Linked DNA regions of Homo sapiens: region 1 is linked to region 2. A link is a loop called in an ENCODE intact Hi-C map of the cell type or tissue named here. Cell type or tissue: prostate gland. All regions are shown on one strand. Each heading gives the region's core, and the rest is flanking DNA. Links, peaks and the distances in the headings are about the cores only.

Evidence for each region. Peaks named below come from ENCODE experiments on the same cell type or tissue, not always from the same donor. Only the 100,000 strongest peaks of a DNase experiment are listed, where the experiment ranks them.
Region 1: it touches region 2 in a loop (2.6-fold over the local background); 4 of 110 quality-filtered maps call a loop at or near these places.

What each region holds. Positions count from the first base shown.
Region 1 is chr11:92,881,230-92,890,031 of GRCh38, reverse strand. FAT3 (FAT atypical cadherin 3) reads right to left here. Exons shown (of 28, transcript NM_001367949.2): 24 at 6,639-7,294; 25 at 2,919-3,032; 26 at 784-843; 27 at 141-176. Among named protein-coding and RNA genes, the nearest start is that of LINC02746, 30 kb to the left of the region's middle. RefSeq lists an enhancer at 349-1,548 and a silencer at 3,375-3,669. In prostate gland, for the core only: a CTCF peak has its summit at 3,529; DNase peaks (open chromatin) are centred at 3,551 and 4,573.
Region 2 is chr11:92,324,956-92,333,757 of GRCh38, reverse strand. All of the region lies in intron 1 of FAT3 (FAT atypical cadherin 3), which reads right to left. Among named protein-coding and RNA genes, the nearest start is that of FAT3, 100 kb to the right of the region's middle. In prostate gland, for the core only: no CTCF peak of the experiment used is centred there; a DNase peak (open chromatin) is centred at 3,897.

The sequences.
Region 1 (8,802 bases), core at 377-8,376, 560 kb before region 2:
CACCTCCAATACTGAGCGCACGAGACACCTGAGACATGCAAAATTCAGATCAGGGCAGAGGCACAGGAACAGGGTAAGAATGAACTCAGCAATTCAAAACAAACACACAAAAAGTTATGCTAGGGTTGCGGCACAGTCACCTCGGTTGTAGTTCTGTCCTTGGTCCATGACAGACACTGTTTAAATACAAAGTGAAAAGTAAAACTGACAGTCCAAACCATGTGAAGAGGGATAAAACAGAACATTTGAGATGACTTTTAAAAACATACTCCTAAAGGCCTGTGGGCTACGACTAAGTTTAGCCTTTTTTATTTCTTCCCATTGTTATTTAGGGAAAAAACAAAGCAAAACAAAACAGATAAATCACATTTATGCCAGGCCCTAATTTTATTAAGTTACTAATAAAAGTTACGTGGTTGAAATAAGTATCCATAATATTGCAGCTGTGAATGATTTCTTAAGGATTCCCAGCTCATAATAGGTGCTCAATGAACACATGTTGAATATAAAGATAAATTTAGTATTAATCTGGATTGCAACTAATTGGGTGCTCTTTTCTTGAAAGGGATTTTATAAAGAGGGTACCTTATATATTTTTTACAAATTATGAACTGGGTTTTTTTTTTTTCAAAATTTTAAAACAGATCCATAAATATCCCACATCTCATCAGAAACCAGCTGTTTATTGCCCCCTCTGTGGCCAATCCATTAAAATCACTCCTAGTCCAAAGTAACAAGGAAGCAAAATTTCAAGAAATGCTATGGAAGAAAAAAAGTAAATACCTTCATTCTCTATAGTGTCAACTACATTGTTGACAAGCTGAATGACAGTCACTATGGAGGCTTGTGGTCAGGAAAAGAAGTCGGAGGTAGGGGAAGGACAGCTTCAGGTTAGTTGTATATTTTAAACACACCTTATTTTAACAACAACAACAACAGCAACAATGAAGGTGCGGCATGCAAACACCCAAAGCCTCCCCACAATCTGTTAGGAAGTGTATCAGTGGACACCTTTATCTAGAGGGTCCCGGGATTTGTGGAATGGAAGATAAATGGCAGCAAATCCAATGCCAGTCCTCCTGAAAGGCAGGATAGGTCATGATTGCTGAGTCATAAAGTCACCCCTCATGACTCAGCAAAATCAATTTAGGAAGGCAGTGGCTCATCAAGCTCTTGCTAATTTATCGTTAACAACTCCCAAAGGCTCTCAGAGGAAGACCTCACTATTTCCGGGGATAATTATTTGTTGGTCAGTCATGCTGCTCTGAACCAAATGCCAGTGATAGAGGATAACCTTTGCAGGGTTGATGGCTTCACGGTCACATAATGCCACTGACAGCCCAGAACGACCCAAGGCCTAGCTCCCACCAGTAAAGTGTGGACAGAAGTCAGCATTTGGCCTCTCGAATAATTAGAATAGAGAAGGAGATATCTGTGGTCTATATGGGTTGCCTTAATGCTCAGTACAAAGGCTTGTGGAGAGGTGATCAGGCTTAAAACCAATTTGATGAAAGTTCCTAACACCACCTGCCTCATTTGGGACCAACTTGGAAGGTTAACCCTAAAAGGGCAAGAGTGTGATCCTCAGGGTGCACACAGCAGAGCCCATGAGAACAGTTAACCAGGCATCATTGTTGGAGCTGCTGCCTGGACTCTGGACTCTATATTCTTAGGTATTTCTATATAAAGTGCAAACTAGCCACAGCTTTTCTTCTGGCTAGGGAGGAGGAAAAGAGGATACATCAAGGCAGACAGATCTGGGAGTGTGTCTTTGACCTTCCGATAATGGTCAGAAAAAGTCCACTGTTAGGTGATTTGTTGTCCCAGTAGATAGATACACTGAAGGCATCTGCACTTCTCAGAAGTGCCATCATTTGAAAGTGGTGATGAAAATAGGCTCTTTTACTTCCATGATTGCTTCTATGGTCTTGGAGCTCACCTGTTTCTGTATTTGCCTTGAAGACAAGGGCTATGCCTTTCTCATTTTGTACTCTGGGAAAAGGACTCAGCACATGCAAAAAATTCAGCAAGGATTTATAGATTGAATGATTACATAAATTAATAAGTATCCATTTGTTGCTAGTTGCTGACAAATGGGAAAATGACCTAAGGTAAGGCTGCTTGTCTCTGTGGATGACTGTTTGAAATTATTCTTAGTTTACCCAGCACGTTGAAAACACTCACTGTTTTATGACTGTTCCTGCTTCCCTCCCCTGCCCTGGGGAGAACAACCCATCCTCCGAAGCTGGTTCCTCAGCTCAGAAAACCCAGTCCAACATTAGCACCCTCTCCATAAGCATAAGTTCACAAGAGGTAGAGGTAGCAGCTTTGGAGTGTCAACAAAGTCTGTGAACCACGAGAAATTGCATGCAACATTTTGGGTGTATGTGCATTTTTCTAAGGAGCTGCTTCACAGTTTTTAATAAATTCTCCAACAGCCCATAACCCAAATGATTACAAGGGGGATTCAATTGAATGAAGATTCCACTGGTTCTATAAGAAGGTTTTTGTCTCTGAACTAATTTCTAATGACGGGGATGTTGGATGTACAGTGAAGAGGGAAGAGATCATTGGTAAAATAAAAAAAGAAAGAAATTACTCTGTCTGCTAGAGAATATCATTTGGGATGAAGTAGTTCCACCACAAACCAAATAAAAGAGGACTCACTACTGGAGGCCCAGGGTAACTACATCAACCCCTGATACAGATCTCTGGGCCTGCTCACAGCTACAGCTCAATGGGGGCTCCTTTGGCAATGACACCCAACAATGGAGTAAACCAGGGACCTGGTGAACACGCTCAAAAGCCCATGAACAGGTTGAGAAACAAAGCCAGTTGCACCACCCTCCTCCCAACCATGGTCTTCCAGAACAGGAAGCAGAACCCACCCGCTCCGAACAAATCTGATGACTTCTTACCATTGTCGTCACCAGAATCTGACTGGAAGGAGCTGAGGGACTGAACTTCAGAGTTGCTGCCTTTATTACTACCTGCAAAGCAGGTCACTTCTCCCGGGTCATCAACCCCTTTGTCTTCATGGACAGTGAAAGAGAAAGCAGAAATTACACTGGTTACCTTGTGCCTATTTCCAGTCCCACCCACCCCTCTCAGCTAGTTCACTTCTCGAGGCACTTTCATTTGCTTAGAGAAAATAATTTAGCTCCACAGTAGAAAATTGACTGTGCCACTGGGGGCAAAGTTCTGTCAATCAAGTGATTTACATTATGGATTCGAAACCCTTAGCCCATAGTAAATGAGCTTCCAAACAGCTGACAGCCAAAAGTGGCTGTTTCTTCCTCGAAGTGAAGCAACTGAGTGAAGAGTGAAATGAGGATGAAGTGGCTGCATTGCTCTTTGCCATTCAGAGTTAATTTACATCATTTACATGAACTGATGAGGTGTCAACACCAGGTTAAATGAGATAACTTTTAAAATGGGGTATAAATATTTTATAGGCAAGAATGCCTTTACATTTATCCTAACTTCCATCTCTGGACAGTAAGTGGAATTTTCAGCTTTGCCTCCTAGAGGGCAGCATTGTATCATTTTTGGGAGTGACCATGTTCTGCACCCTGTGTCAGGTAGGAGGGCTGGCAGTGGTGTGGATATGCCCTTAACCACATATGTCCTCCTTCTTTACCGTACAAAGACAGTCAGAAACACACAGATGCACATGCGTGCACACACACACACACACACACACCAGGGCTACTTTCTTATTTGATGGACTAAAGGAAGCAATAAAAACAGCCTATATCTTGAGGTTGCCAAGTGCAAAATGAATTAGTAGCCCAGAAATTGTCTCACCAGCTAACTCTGCCTTGCTTAACAAAGAAGGAAATGTATTCAATACAACCCAACAATACTTTGGGGGGAAATGTGAGTTTTGGCCTGAGGTGAATTCTGGAAATAAAGCTGTCACATCAGCAAGGAGTGAGGGCAGTGATCACCAGGAAGAGCTGCAAATCATCATGTAACGCAATGGTACAAAGAGATACAGACTTGTGATTAAAGGAACATTTGTTCCTCTCCGTGGCCACAGAAATCACGTTTCTTCCAAAAAGGGTGGTGTCAGGAACAGGCATGGTGGCTCTGCATCTGCTGTCAGAGGCTGAGGCCACAGGAGTTGGCTAAACGACCGATGTAAGTGGAGAGATATGCCAGGGAGACATTCACCTCCTAACAGCCATGTTGCAGAAAATATGACGATGAGCTTCAGAAAACCACAAGGTGTGCACAAGCTTAGCCCTGAACACAAGGAAGGAAATGACAAATAATCCACTCTGGTGAATGAAGTGCTGAGCATAAAACTCCTTTCTCCACTCCTTCATTTATTAACTCCCCCCTTTTTTATTGCTAAATAAAAAAGAGCCTATTAGCTAGTGGATTGGCAAGATTATAGTGGAGTCTAACTCAACAGATAATTTGAGAGGGAGTATATTTATGGCTGAAATTCAAGGGCAACTGCTTAAAATACATGTGTCTACAGAAAGACAATCAGCAGATAGCAAGTTGGGGCAGCACTAGAATAGAAAGAATTCATTCTTGGCCCTCTGTTATCACCAAGAAATCCTCTTCCTCTAATACCGCTCACCCTCCTTCCTGCCAAAGCTCCCAAGAACAGTGCTGGTAAGAGCACAGGTTTTAATCCTAACTTCTCCTTTTGCTAGTTAGGTGCCTTCAGGTGCGTATTTCACCCATTGAAGGGAGTTTTTTCCTCCGTGGAATGATGGCCTGGTAATGGTACCAACATGGGGGCACTATGATGGTTTAAGGAGATGATGCAACACACAGCAGTGTGCTTCACATTCACCTGCTGCCCTGACTTTCTCATCAAACCTCTTGGTTCTCAACCCTTGCATTCTGGCTTCTGCCTTGATGGCTCTACTGAGAAGCTCTTGAGATGCTGACTCCTCTCGTCATCAGGCTCACTATACATCTATTTTAGCCTGTGTCCTCCTTGGCGGTTTCACAGCATTCAACACTGATGACCTTACTGACATTCTCTTGGCTTCTGCACAAGGGTCCTCTCCTTTTCCCTCCTCTTTCTTTGTTGGCAAGTGTTTGTCTCCTTGCCTGGCTTCTCCCCTTCTGCCCAAAGCCCACATGTAGTCATCTCCAGGGTTCTTTTGGAGGCCTGGTTTGACCATCCTCTCTGTTCTTGTTCCCTTGGTGAGTTCACCCTCCTACAGAGTCCACCATCCTACATGCAGATGTTGTTCAAACTTTCACTTCTAACCTTGACCTCTCACCTGAACAACAGAGCCAGACATCTCTCGGGTAACCCTTTACTTGTCCTCTACACTGAGCTGCTTCCTGTTCCTGGGAGGGCATCTCCAAAGTGTCCTACTGAAATCTTACTCATGCTTAAAGATATCAGTAGGAATATCCCCTTCCTCCATGAAGAAAACCTTTATCTCCCTGGCTGCCCATGGTCTCTAGCTCCATCTGAAAACTTCCTGTTTCCTCCTTCTCCCTCAGCATATGCCACAGTGCTATAACCATAGCCTTCTAGGCTACCTAGGACACAGCTGCTACTGCGATACAAAGCCATTTGTCCTGATGAAGTTATAGGTTACAGCAAAGCTTCCTTTAGTCTCCTTGTGATGGACACTACAGCAGGGAAAACAATCTCTCACAGAGATGTTCACAGAGAGTACCTTACTGGCCCTCTGCTTTCTTCCCTTTTTGGGAAGAAAGCCTGTTCAATTTCTTCTCCTAGGATCAGCCAGAGCCAGCTTTAAAAAATGTAAATTATCATGCCAGTCACTTACTTAAAAACCTGCAATAGTGCTGCTGTTAAAATGTATCCGTTCTCTGGTGCTCAGCAAGCTCCAACTGCACCGACCTCCTCTGTGTTCTTCTACACACCAAGCTCCTTCCCACCCCAGGACTTTTGCACCTGTGGCTCTTCCCTGTGCCTAGAATGTTGCTGTGTGAGGCCAAGTGAAGAGGCAAACACCTCCATCTGGCCCAGACCACCTTTCTGCCTTGTGGATCCCCCTCTTGTTTCATGGTCTCTACATTCCAGCCAAGAAGAAATGACTTGCTTTTCTTCTGATCACATGGGTCCCCCTACGGTGGAATATCCTCCTTTCCCCAGACTCTTTAACTCATCATGGTCCAATTGAAGTGTCCCTCTGCTTCTCTCAAGTCTTCATTCTAAGACTGGAAATACTCTCTTCTTCCAGCCTTCCAGAGCACACTTCTGGACATCACTCAAGTGGCTTTTTGCACTTTGTACATAGGCCCAGACACACACACACTATTATAATTTATACACAATAACTAGTATACTTTCTTCTTTTCTTTTGCACTTTGACCAGTGGCCCGCTATTGTGAGAAGAGGATGGGTTTTGGAGCCTGGAAGACTTGAGTTGGGGTACTGACTGCCTCTTACTAGCTGCCTCACCTTGGGCTCATGATGTTACCCTCTCTGAGCTTCATTTCTCCCATCTGTAAATGGGAACCAGAACCAGGACAATTTTCCAGAGCTGGTGTGCACATTCGACATCAGCACATGTCATAGCGAATGCTCTGCATGCGGGGTCTCTCTCCCTTCCCGTAGCGTCCTCGCACAGCGCCCCTGCAGGTTCCCTGTAAGCACCGAGGGGTGAGCATTACCACTTCCTACTCACTCTCAGTTCCCGCGTCCCAGCCATTCTTCCGGATGGAGTCGCAGTCGGAGCGGCAGGGTGACACGGCGGGGAGGTTGGGGGCCACACTGCACACGACCACGCCCCGCCGGGCTGTCAGGATGCGGGGCGACTCAGGGTGAAACGTGGTCATTTCCTGGTGCTCGCCTCCCAGCCCGTCCACGATCTTATCCAGGTTGCTCCTGGAGTCACTCTGGAAGCAGGGTGTGTAGGCCATGGGGCGCACGGGGACCTGCGGGGGCCCCACCTCCTGGTAGACGTTGCGGCCGTCCCCACTGCCGCGCAGGTTCCGGAACGGGATGCCATTGCTCTTGTTAAGCAGGGCGGCGGTGGCCGGGTCCTGCACTAGCGTGATGTTGTTGCGGGAGTAGTTCTTGCGGAAGACCTTCTTGCGGAAGACTATGAAGAGAACCACCAGGATGAAGATGACGAAGAGGACCACGGCGATGCCGATGAGCTCCTCCTTCCCCACGTAGGAGTGGCCAGCCTGGATATTGGGTACCACCACGGGGCGCAGCCCGCAGTACTGGCCCACGTAGCCCGGCGTGCAGTTGCAGAGGAAGGAGCCGAACACGTTCACGCAGGAGCCTCCGTTCTCACACTCCTCTCGTTCGCACTCATTGATGTCCTCCTCACACCTGCGGCGACACAGAAGCCCCTCCCCACCGTCAGGACCAGTGCACACACGTTGGTATACGGGAACTCGAGAAAACACAGACATCTTTAAAAGAAAACGATGCACCTAAAGGGTACAGATGAAGCAGGACAAAGATGGTTGGTGGGGGGGGGGAGGGGGAGTTAATTTAGGCATTTCTGTGGCCACTGTGGTCCCCAAGTCATCACCTTGCCTTAAGGTGTTCCTCCCAACCCAATCTCTCCCAGGTCTTCCTTTCCTACCTGGGTTGGGGGAAAGGAAGAGACTGAGGTGGGAGAGGAGAGGAGGAGAAAGAGAAAGAATAACAGATGCTATTGAAAAGGTACTGGACTCCAAATCCGCGGGAGCAGATGCATCTCAGAATTTAAAATTGTGCAGTTTTAGCAAGGACATGCAGCACATATCTTTCACATTATGTAAAATACTCCTCCCCCTCACAGAAATTGGTGCTGGCCGTAGTATCCCATAATCAAAAATACCAGTGTTTCTGCAGTGAAACATATGGATATTCACACTAAATGAGAGAAATAAAGAGTAGAAAGAGCCTCAAAACAGTTTTGAACAGGTTTTGCCACCAAATTAGTTTGCCACTAACATACTCCAAACCCTTTAAGTTCTCAGAGCTTTTGGGATTGTAGAATTGCAGACAAAGAGCTGTGAATCTATATATCGGTTATAGGTTTTCCCCAGAGGAAAGTCTTTGGTTCTGACATTTTCCTCTAATGGCTACAGTAATTTTTGGTCCCTCTGGGAAGCTGGGGGCTGCAGGTGGGTGGGTGAAGGGCTACATGTCTTCAACATTCTGTGCTTATGTTAAAGGCTAATACTCATGTAGATTTTCAGGAAGAATGACTAAAGCATTCTAATGAAAAATAATTAAATCAATTTTATTCTCTTTAAAGCAATCCATGACTCACTTTGAGTATAATTATAAGGCAAGTGTTTCAGTCTTATTCTTTCTTAGCTTAGTATTATTTGAGAACATAGACCTTCTTTTTCACTTTTCTCTATTTCAGCAATTTTTCTGATATTTAAAAGGTCCAATCACCTATATTTTTGGTAATCTACCTTTTAAAATGTAGCCAAACGAAACCTAATTTGAACAGATAGAGGTGAGGACAGCCGGAAATTAGTCAGAATCACAGAGTATTTAAAAATAAATGCCGCTTTATTACTTTAAATTACATCCAACGATTCAAAATCAGTTAAGTATTTCCTGGTAAAGTCCTCGGGAGATTTGCTCTAATGAATAAGTAAGACTGATCTGTAATTAGAATATCACTTGCTTGAGATTACATACATATACTTCTAAAACGATCAAGGATGGCTGAAAGTGGCATTTTACTAGGAATTTAAAACGGTCTCTTTCCTTTTGGCAAATATTTAATTTTGTTTCTTTCTTATGAAAGAAAGGTTTGCAAAGGGAAGGTAAGTTTCAGTATCTCAGAATGATCAAAAAACAATAGGCCGTAGAGTCCAGTTAATGGATTC
Region 2 (8,802 bases), core at 382-8,381:
GTTTTCATGGAGAAAAAAAAAAATACTTTTAAGGTAAGATGTATATTTATGAGGCAGAAGTAGAGAGAATGATAATTTGAACATAATTAGAGCTTATAAAAAAACTTCCATGGTTTTTCTAGTTTTTGATCAAGGCTAGAATCTGGAGAATTCTGATTATGTTACAGGACTTGCAGCTTCAAATTCTCCACCAAATAAGGGGATTCTGAGAGAAAACACACTTGTATAGAGAAGAGAAGAAGGCAAGGTGCAGAGAGACAGCTGGACAGACACTGATGACTTACTAAACCTCCCTCTTGGTCCCAGGTCCCGGGGCCAGCTGCTGCTTTACTTGAATCCTTGACTCTCTTATACTAGAATTTCAATGATTCCAGGGTAAGTCAGAGAATTAAATTACTAATATGACTTAAGGAGAATCTGAAACACACAGGAATCACTATTATAATAAATATTTGTAACTTTACAAAGGATCAGACCAATGGTGCTGAAGCCCAAATACCATTAACATGATTCCACATGTGGAATTGCAAAGCAGTTGAATGACCTAAGGCAGCTATTTGACCTCTTCATTCCTCCCCAGTCATTTGGGTAGGACTTATAAGTATCTGGCCTTCTATTCTGCTGATTTTCAGCTTGCTGTCCAGTTTTTATACATAAAAATATGGTGCTTGGGTTCTTGGCTTGACCTTGGAGCCATCAATTATCTAAAATTTCTAGTTTTTTAACGCTGAGATCACTTAAACCCCACTGTTGTTAAGTACACTGGTTCTGCAACTCAATTTAATTCAGCCAACATTTATGAAATACCTAGCAGAGATCAACTTCAAGGAACTTAAGGGAGGGAAAATACTAACATAACATAGCAAATACTATAAAGCAAGGAAACAAAGGGCTATGAGGACACAGAGCAGGGACTAATTGCTGTGTAGGAGAAAGAAAATGGAGGAACTCTATGGAATAGAAGGCAATAAATAGTATCTTACTAAGTGCCTACCAATTGCCAGATATTGTGATCATGTATGCCTTAAATACATTATTTTATTTTATTCTCACAATAAATTCGGTGGGTATCATTATCTCCATTTTATGGATGGTAAAACTGAGTTTTAAGGGTACCCAAGGGAGAGAATACAGTCATGGGTTTTTAGTTTCTGTTTCTGGTTGGGCCAGTAAAGCCCCTTCCTCAACCCTCTCTTCTGCTTATCACTAGAGACAGAACCCAAAAACCATGTCTTCAAGCTGCTAAAAGCCTAAAACAAAACAAAACAGAACAACAACAACAAAATAAGGCAGGTTAGACAAGCTTGGTTAATTAAGGTATTTGGCTTATGTTCTTATTCATATGTGGTAGAGCTATAATTCCAACTTAAGTGTATTTAATTCCAATGCCTAGGCTCTTACCCACCATGTTATTATGCTCTCATCTGAGGTGGATCACAGAAGACAGAAACAATTCTAATGATTAACTGGAATCTTTTTGGCCCGAAATCCAGATGGAGCAGAGGAAGTAAAAACACAGATGTGGGAAAGTGCAAGAACTGTCTGAGAAAGAATCAGTGACCCAGTATAGTTCAACTGGAGGAAGCTCATACACAGGGTGAACAAAGCACAAGCCCTAAATGTCAAAATGAAGACCATGAACTTTAAACTTGGGCACTTCAGGAGCCCCCTCCCTACCTGCTTTTTCCTTTAATGATCAGGTTAGCACCATGATGGAAGAGCTGCTTCAGGAAAATGATGGCTCTTGTAGCTAACATGTGTGAGATATAATTGAGGGGAGTAGATAGATAAGAAGCAGAAGGATTTGATAAGGAACCCTAAACTGAAAAAGGCTATCTTAAGAAAACATCATGGCCCTTTAGTCAAGTTAATTTATCCCAGCTTTAGTACTTTATATATGTATTACTGTTTAATGTATTATTTTTCCACTTACAAATCCCCATGATTATATGCCAAAACTATTTTTAGTCAACAACTTTTCTAAATGAGTGGGTATCAAGAACATAGGCCAGAAAATTCCGTTTAAAAAACAAGAAAATCTGAGTTCCAATTCAGTTTTTCATTTACTTTAGACTACATTGTGTTAGGACATTCACAAAGCCAAAGACAAGAAGGTTAGTACCTCAGTTCTGGAGTATCTAAGTCCATGATAAAGGAAAAGAAGTCAGGATGTGGTTTTATAGCCACTTTGTAAGAAAGAAGGTCAGCTGCTTCCAAAACACCCATGACAGACACTTTAATAAGAAGGGGTTTACTGCTAAAATAACACTCCACACCTGCCCTGAGGGGCTATGTTTAGTGTCATTTTACCATTATCTGCATTTCATGTGCTTCTGCCACAAGCCTTTATTTTGTTAAACAAACTATAATATATGACCTGCCTGAAGAGAAAATATTTATTCAGATCAGAAAAGGACTTTTAATACCTCAGAGAGGTTTTCATGAAACTCTCATTTTGAAAAAAAAAAAAGAAGAAATAAAACATACCTTATATGCACTGCATTTCATTATCTATTCAACCACAGACAATACTTAACTGTGCAATAGCAGCGCTAAATCATGTTAAATTACTCTTGATCTACCACATCTTAAAGATAGGCTGAAATTTATCTCAAACAGCCCTCCTAATTATATATTTTATCTGACATGATAAAGTATTTCATTACAGGTTTTATTTTCTTAACATTTAAACAACTGTGTATAGCATTAAATAACATCTGAAAAGCTGTAAATGTTTCTCTCTCTCTCTCTCTCACACACACACACACACACACACACACACACACACACACCCTTTACTCCTGTCAATTTCCCTAACAAGAAATCCCTTCCTTTACTCCATTACCATAATTTGCAAACTAAAGTCAATGTGAACTCATTAAAATACTTCACATTATTCAATATTTGTTGTGTTTATCAGATATTTAAAGCCTTTCCTTCCAAAGTGCTAATATTCTAAAAAATAAAACAATTACACATTTTGTAGGCATAATAGCAACATTCAAATGAATATTTACCCAAATAAATAATAATGAAGCAATAAAGTACTCCATTTATTTGCATATTTTTGTCCATCACCCAACACAATGCCCTTAGAGTTTATTAAAAACTCAAAACCCACGCAATACAGCTGAAGGAACTACACTCAGAACATGAAGACCTGAGTTGTACTTCTGTTTGTCTTGGGACCCTGGGCAAAACACTTAAACTCTCTGACTTTGCTCCTTCTCCCCAACCTCACAGAGCTATTTATAAAATCATGTTCCTGAAAGCATCCTGAAATTTAACGTATAAACTATCTTTCATTGTACCGCTGAGGAAGCCAAGGACAAGACAATGAAAATGTCTTGCTCAGAGTTAAAAGGCAGAGGGCACACAGATAGCTCTGCTAGATTCTCCAACAGGCAGACAAACTGTTAGGACATGAATAAAGCAGAGAGGGGGATAGGGCAGCTTCCATGGATTAATGCCAAATTCTGCAATCATAAAATCTAGAAACACACTATTTTAGTTTCAACATACATGGAGTTTTGTAATATTTCAAAAAGGTCTCATTTTGTTTTGACTTACATAGATGGGCACATTATCATCTTTCAATGTTTAGTGCATCTGAAGGTCTTAAACAATCTCTAGGAAGAGAATGTTTTTGCTTCAGTTCTCTTTCCACTACATTTCAACTGTTTTTGGGTTTGTCTGTTAGCTTTCTTCTCATGCTAAGTGTTGCAACCTTCACTTTAAAAATGTAGTCATTTTAATGTTTGACTTTAAAAACTTGCCTGATTTCTAATGACTGTGAAAAACATTCAAATAAAGCTGAAGTGTACTAAGCACAGGTCAAATCTTCCTCTGGTATCACCCAGTGTGCAAACTTCATTCCTCCCCGACAGTTTCTTACTGCAGAAACTGTCAAGGTTTCTGACTCATTGATTGGTAAGGCAAGCTCCCAAAGGTTTGGAAAAAGCTAACAAGCTAGAACTGGAGAGAGGGTTTTTTTGTTTGTTTTCGGTTTTGGGGTTTTTCCCTAAAAATAAAGAGCTCTTATTAAATAAAAGCTAAGTGGAACACAAATAGTTTTTAAAAATTTGGGACAAGGATAGGAACTACACCTTCACAGTAGTGTGTCTTCACAAAGAGAAAAAAAAAATTCTATAAAAAGATGTACATATTCCACGTGACTAGCAGAATATAAACTTAATTAACAGCCTACCTGAGGCTGGGTAATTTATAAAGGAAAGAAGTTTATTTGGCTCAGTGTTCTGCAGGCTGTACAAGAAGCATGGTGTTGGCATCTGTATCAGGTGAGGGCCTCAGGCTGCTTCTACTTACTATGGAAGGGGAAGGGAAGTCAGCATGTGCAGAGATCACGTGGCAGGAGAGGAAGCAAGAGAGCAAAAGGGGAGATGCCAGGCTCTTTTTAACAGCCAGCTCTCCTAGAAACAAACAGAGCAAACACTCACTCATCTCGGAGGGAGGGCATTAATCTTTTCAAGAAGGACCCACCCCCATGACCCAAAGGTTTCCTATTAAGCCTCACCTCCAACATTAGGATCAAATTTCAACATGAGGTTTGGAGTGGACCATAGCACCCCCACATGTAATACCTAGCAAAAGAGGCATGCTGAAACTATAGCACCAATTTTTGTATGGTATTGAAAAAAAAAAAGTCTGGATGATTACACACTCAAAAATAAAAGAAGAGGGATTAGAATAGTGAAAGAGAAAGATAGTATATTTTATTTCATATTCTTCTTTATTGTTTGAAGGTTTTTAAGTAATTATTTATAATCTGGTAATTTAAACAGTCTTTTAAAGCCTCAAAGTCGATGGTGGCCTAGTGCTTTACCCCACTGTCACATCACCCCACCTCCCTCCCCAGGTGGACAACAGCTGAAGTCACAGTTAAAAAATATCCCCACTTCTCTATGCCACACAATTCATCACCTCTGTCTTCAATGAATCCACTTTTTAAAATATGTGGAAAGCCAAAAAGGTGGTAATCGATGTTTTATGGCTGCAAACCTGAGGGCACATGGATTTGAATTACATCTAACTTAGCAGTCAACTTCTAAAGTCATTATGTCCCCTATACACACGGCTGTCACGTGCCTCGTAAGGTGGCACTTGGGAAGTAGTGGCTCTTACAGAAGCCAGAGCATTGGATGGGAAGACTTGAGTGCAAGTTCTTTCTCTGTTACTTTCTAGGCAGATAACCCTGAACAATTTCTGATTAATCCCTGAGGTTCAGCTGTAAAATAAAATAAAATACCCAGAGGATATCACTACTTAGTTCATTTACCTTGTACGATGATTACAGAAAACTCAATGATCAATATGAAGCCTTTTATATAGAACAAAAGCATTTCAGTTATTCTTATCTCCTGTGTATATTTCACCAACTGGAGATCCCTTTCAGGAGGACCAGATGTTAAAAATGCAAATATCCCTGAAGTATAGCATCGTTTGTCACCCTAGCTTCTACTGCTTTAATCAAATAATCTGGCAACTAGCTAAGTATGATTTCGTGTTCAGAGTGCAGGAGTTGACAGGAGGTAGGGAGTTGCATTTGGAAGCAGGAGGGCAAGAGTGGGTAAGGTATGGGAGTCAAAAGCACTTAATGTCCAGGCAGAACTGAGAAGAAAAAGGAATGAGAGAGATACTCAAATCCTAAATGGATGAGCAGCAGGAACAAGACAGGAACTGGGGCCCAAACAACTCCCAGAGCTGTCTGCAAGGCTGAAAATCATAGCCTTCATGGGCACCACCCTATCCTCTTGTTGGAAAGAGAAAAAGAAAGGTAGACACAGGGACTCATGGAAATTTCTGCCTCTTCTCTCTCCATCTTTTTGTAACTGTTTAGATCAAGAGCAACAGTTCAAGAATTCCAAGATTACCTTGAAACTGCACTCCAAAGTGAGAATACCATACTCGTTTTAGAAGTTAAAGAGGCAAACTATCCCCCTTGTTTTATTGGTGAGAACTCTCTTGGGTTAAGTGACTTCCTCAGAGTCACTGCCAAATGGCTACTTACTTGCAGACCCAGTGGATGGGACCCGGAGCTTTCAGCTACTGAAAGGGTTGCTGCTGCTGACTCCGTTTTAAACATGTGTGGAGTCAATGATGTCTGAAAATCATTCAAGGGCCACAAGCAATGGGAAAGATACATTTAATCCACTGTCTTATAATCCTGGAGAAAGCCACTGTCTTGACAAGTGATTAAAGAAAACGCATCTTTTAACTTCTTTTTACAAGAAAAGAATATGCAGACTAGTAAGCGTTTTTAAAATATTTTAGAGGCTGCCATATACTATATCTCTTGGCTTCTGAATTTTCTGAAATGCTCTGCCCCAAAGTAAGAATCCATCAGAGCTTGAATCCTCCAAGAAACTCCTCATTGTCCTAGTTTTGCGATCACAATATGACCTATTTCTGTCCATTCCCTGCTTCATTCTGCTTGAACTATAAAGAACTTGAATTCTCTGATTCCATGGCTCTGACTCTTGGCTTTGCAAGTAGAAAAAAAAATAAAAGGGAATCTTCTATTCAGTCTAGGTGCCTTTTAATAGGAAGCCTACATAAGTCTTTTTCTTCCACCTTTTTCTTTTCAACACAGACAAAAAAGAAAAATTCAGTAATAAGTTGCATGATAAGCAAAAGTAACTCCATGTCTTTTAATAAATATTATTTAAAATGCACCTATACTGCATACAGAATATCTTAAAATTCTGATTATTCCTATTTCCCCTTGAAAAGTGACTGAGTAAAGGAAAGGAAACTTCAAGTTGCCTCTCAAGTGCAATAGTAGGATAAAAAAGCAGTTACTTTGCACTGGGCCAGTGAATGCTGACTCCAGAAAGCTTCAGTTCCCAGAATTATTAAAGAATTATTATACTTTTACTCAGTAATCTAAATAAGAAGTGAGTCAATATAGGTCCCTATTTCTAAGTCTTGAGAGTAAATAGCCAATAGAAAATAAGACTCCAGTTTCTGATGAAGCAGGGATAGAGGCTGGGTTCCTCCAGACTGTACAAGGAAAATACACTAGCGGGCTGCGCCTGGTCCCAGCAGAGTGGGTTAGGAGCAACAGGCTTCATGCTTATTTATTTGGATGCCCTTTGGTGGAGAGCCAGCCATGGTCAAATAAGGTCACATCTATTATATCCACCATCAACTACAACCATCCTGATGGAGGCAATGAAAGGAAGAGATGTTGTCCTAAAGGAAAGGCTGGGCTTTCGGACAGGTAGATGGCTGGTTGAAATGTTTCCTTCTTTGTCTACCGCATCCAATAAGTAATACAGACATTAAGTGTGTTCAATTCACATGGAAGGCGGTTAGAAGGATTAGGATCAACTCTTTCCCTGGTTTTTAATTCCTTTAATTCAGAAAGCAGCTTGCACAAAAACTAGGCTGAAGTCTGCAATATTGTACAGGATTGTTTTTGCCTACACAATATTCATTACCCTGGTATTGCTGAAATAACATCACGTTTCTTTAGAAAGCAAATATGTCCAACCCCATGTCATTTCACTTACGACAACTCTATGAGGTAGGTTTAATTAGCCACTTTTCACATTTCAGCAGATAGGTAAACTGAAGCTTCAAAGAAAAACTACTTGCTCAGAATCACATAGCTAGTATATGATGGAGCCTCCATGACTCTGGTGTTCAGTACTGGTTGTCTGCAATATTATGTTGCCTACCCAAGAATTACTGTGTGTTTTAAACTTTCTCACCAACATGGATATGGCTTGAGAGCTAGACCATAAGCTGAAAGGGCTTAGTAATGCATAAAAGAAATATACACATCCCCACAAATAAAGAATGGCCCGGCCAGGTATGGTGGCTCATGCCTGTAATCCCAGCACTTTGGGAGGCCCAGGCGGGCAGATCACGAGGTCAAGAGATCGAGACCATGCTCGCCAACACGGTGAAACCCGGTATCTACTAAAAATACAAAAATTAGCTGGGCGTGGTGATGCATGCCTGTAGTCCCAGCTACTCAGCAGACTGAGGCAGGAGAATCAATTGAACTCAGGAGGTGAAGGTTGAAATGAGCCAAGATCATACCACTGCACTCCAGCCTGGTGACAGAGCGAGACTCATCTCAAAAAAAGAAGAATGTCCCTTAATCTATGTCACTCAAGCTGCTGCAGACATGCCAAAGTCCTGCATTCCAAAGCACAGACACAATTTTAGCCACACGTCAAATGAGGGCTAAAGTAAGGAGTTGCCTGTCAGAATGAGAAAATGTCTACCTGCAATTAAAGCACAGGTTTAAAAAGGAGTTAAAAAAATGAAGAGGAAGAAGACTAAGGTAAAAACAAAAAACAAACAACAACAACAAAAAACTGTTATACTCATTGTGTACACCTAGGGAGTCACTGATAATAGGGCCAAAGTTTCTAACTTAACCATCAACCTAAGGGCTTTCTACACTTTCTCAGCAAAAATTTCTTTCATGTAGCTCTAGCCAAAGGAAGCAGAATATATTCCCTGTTTGTGCTGTAAGGAACCAGAGAAGTGGTGTCTTCAGGTCCCCACCAACTGTTTGGAGCTGTCAAGGCTGGCAGGCAAATCAGAAAGGATCAAGTCAAGCTTGTCATAATTGTACCTTAATGACTTCACATGCTGTATGAGTCTCACCTGCTCCACCTGTCAAACAACAATCCCCAGAGAATGTTCAGATTCCAGAGATATCTCCCCAGAGACTTGACATAATTTAACTAGCATGTTTGAAACGGGTTTTAAATGTGATCAGATTAAAGGTCCTGGTTCCTAGAATATCTCTGCTAGAATCCATCC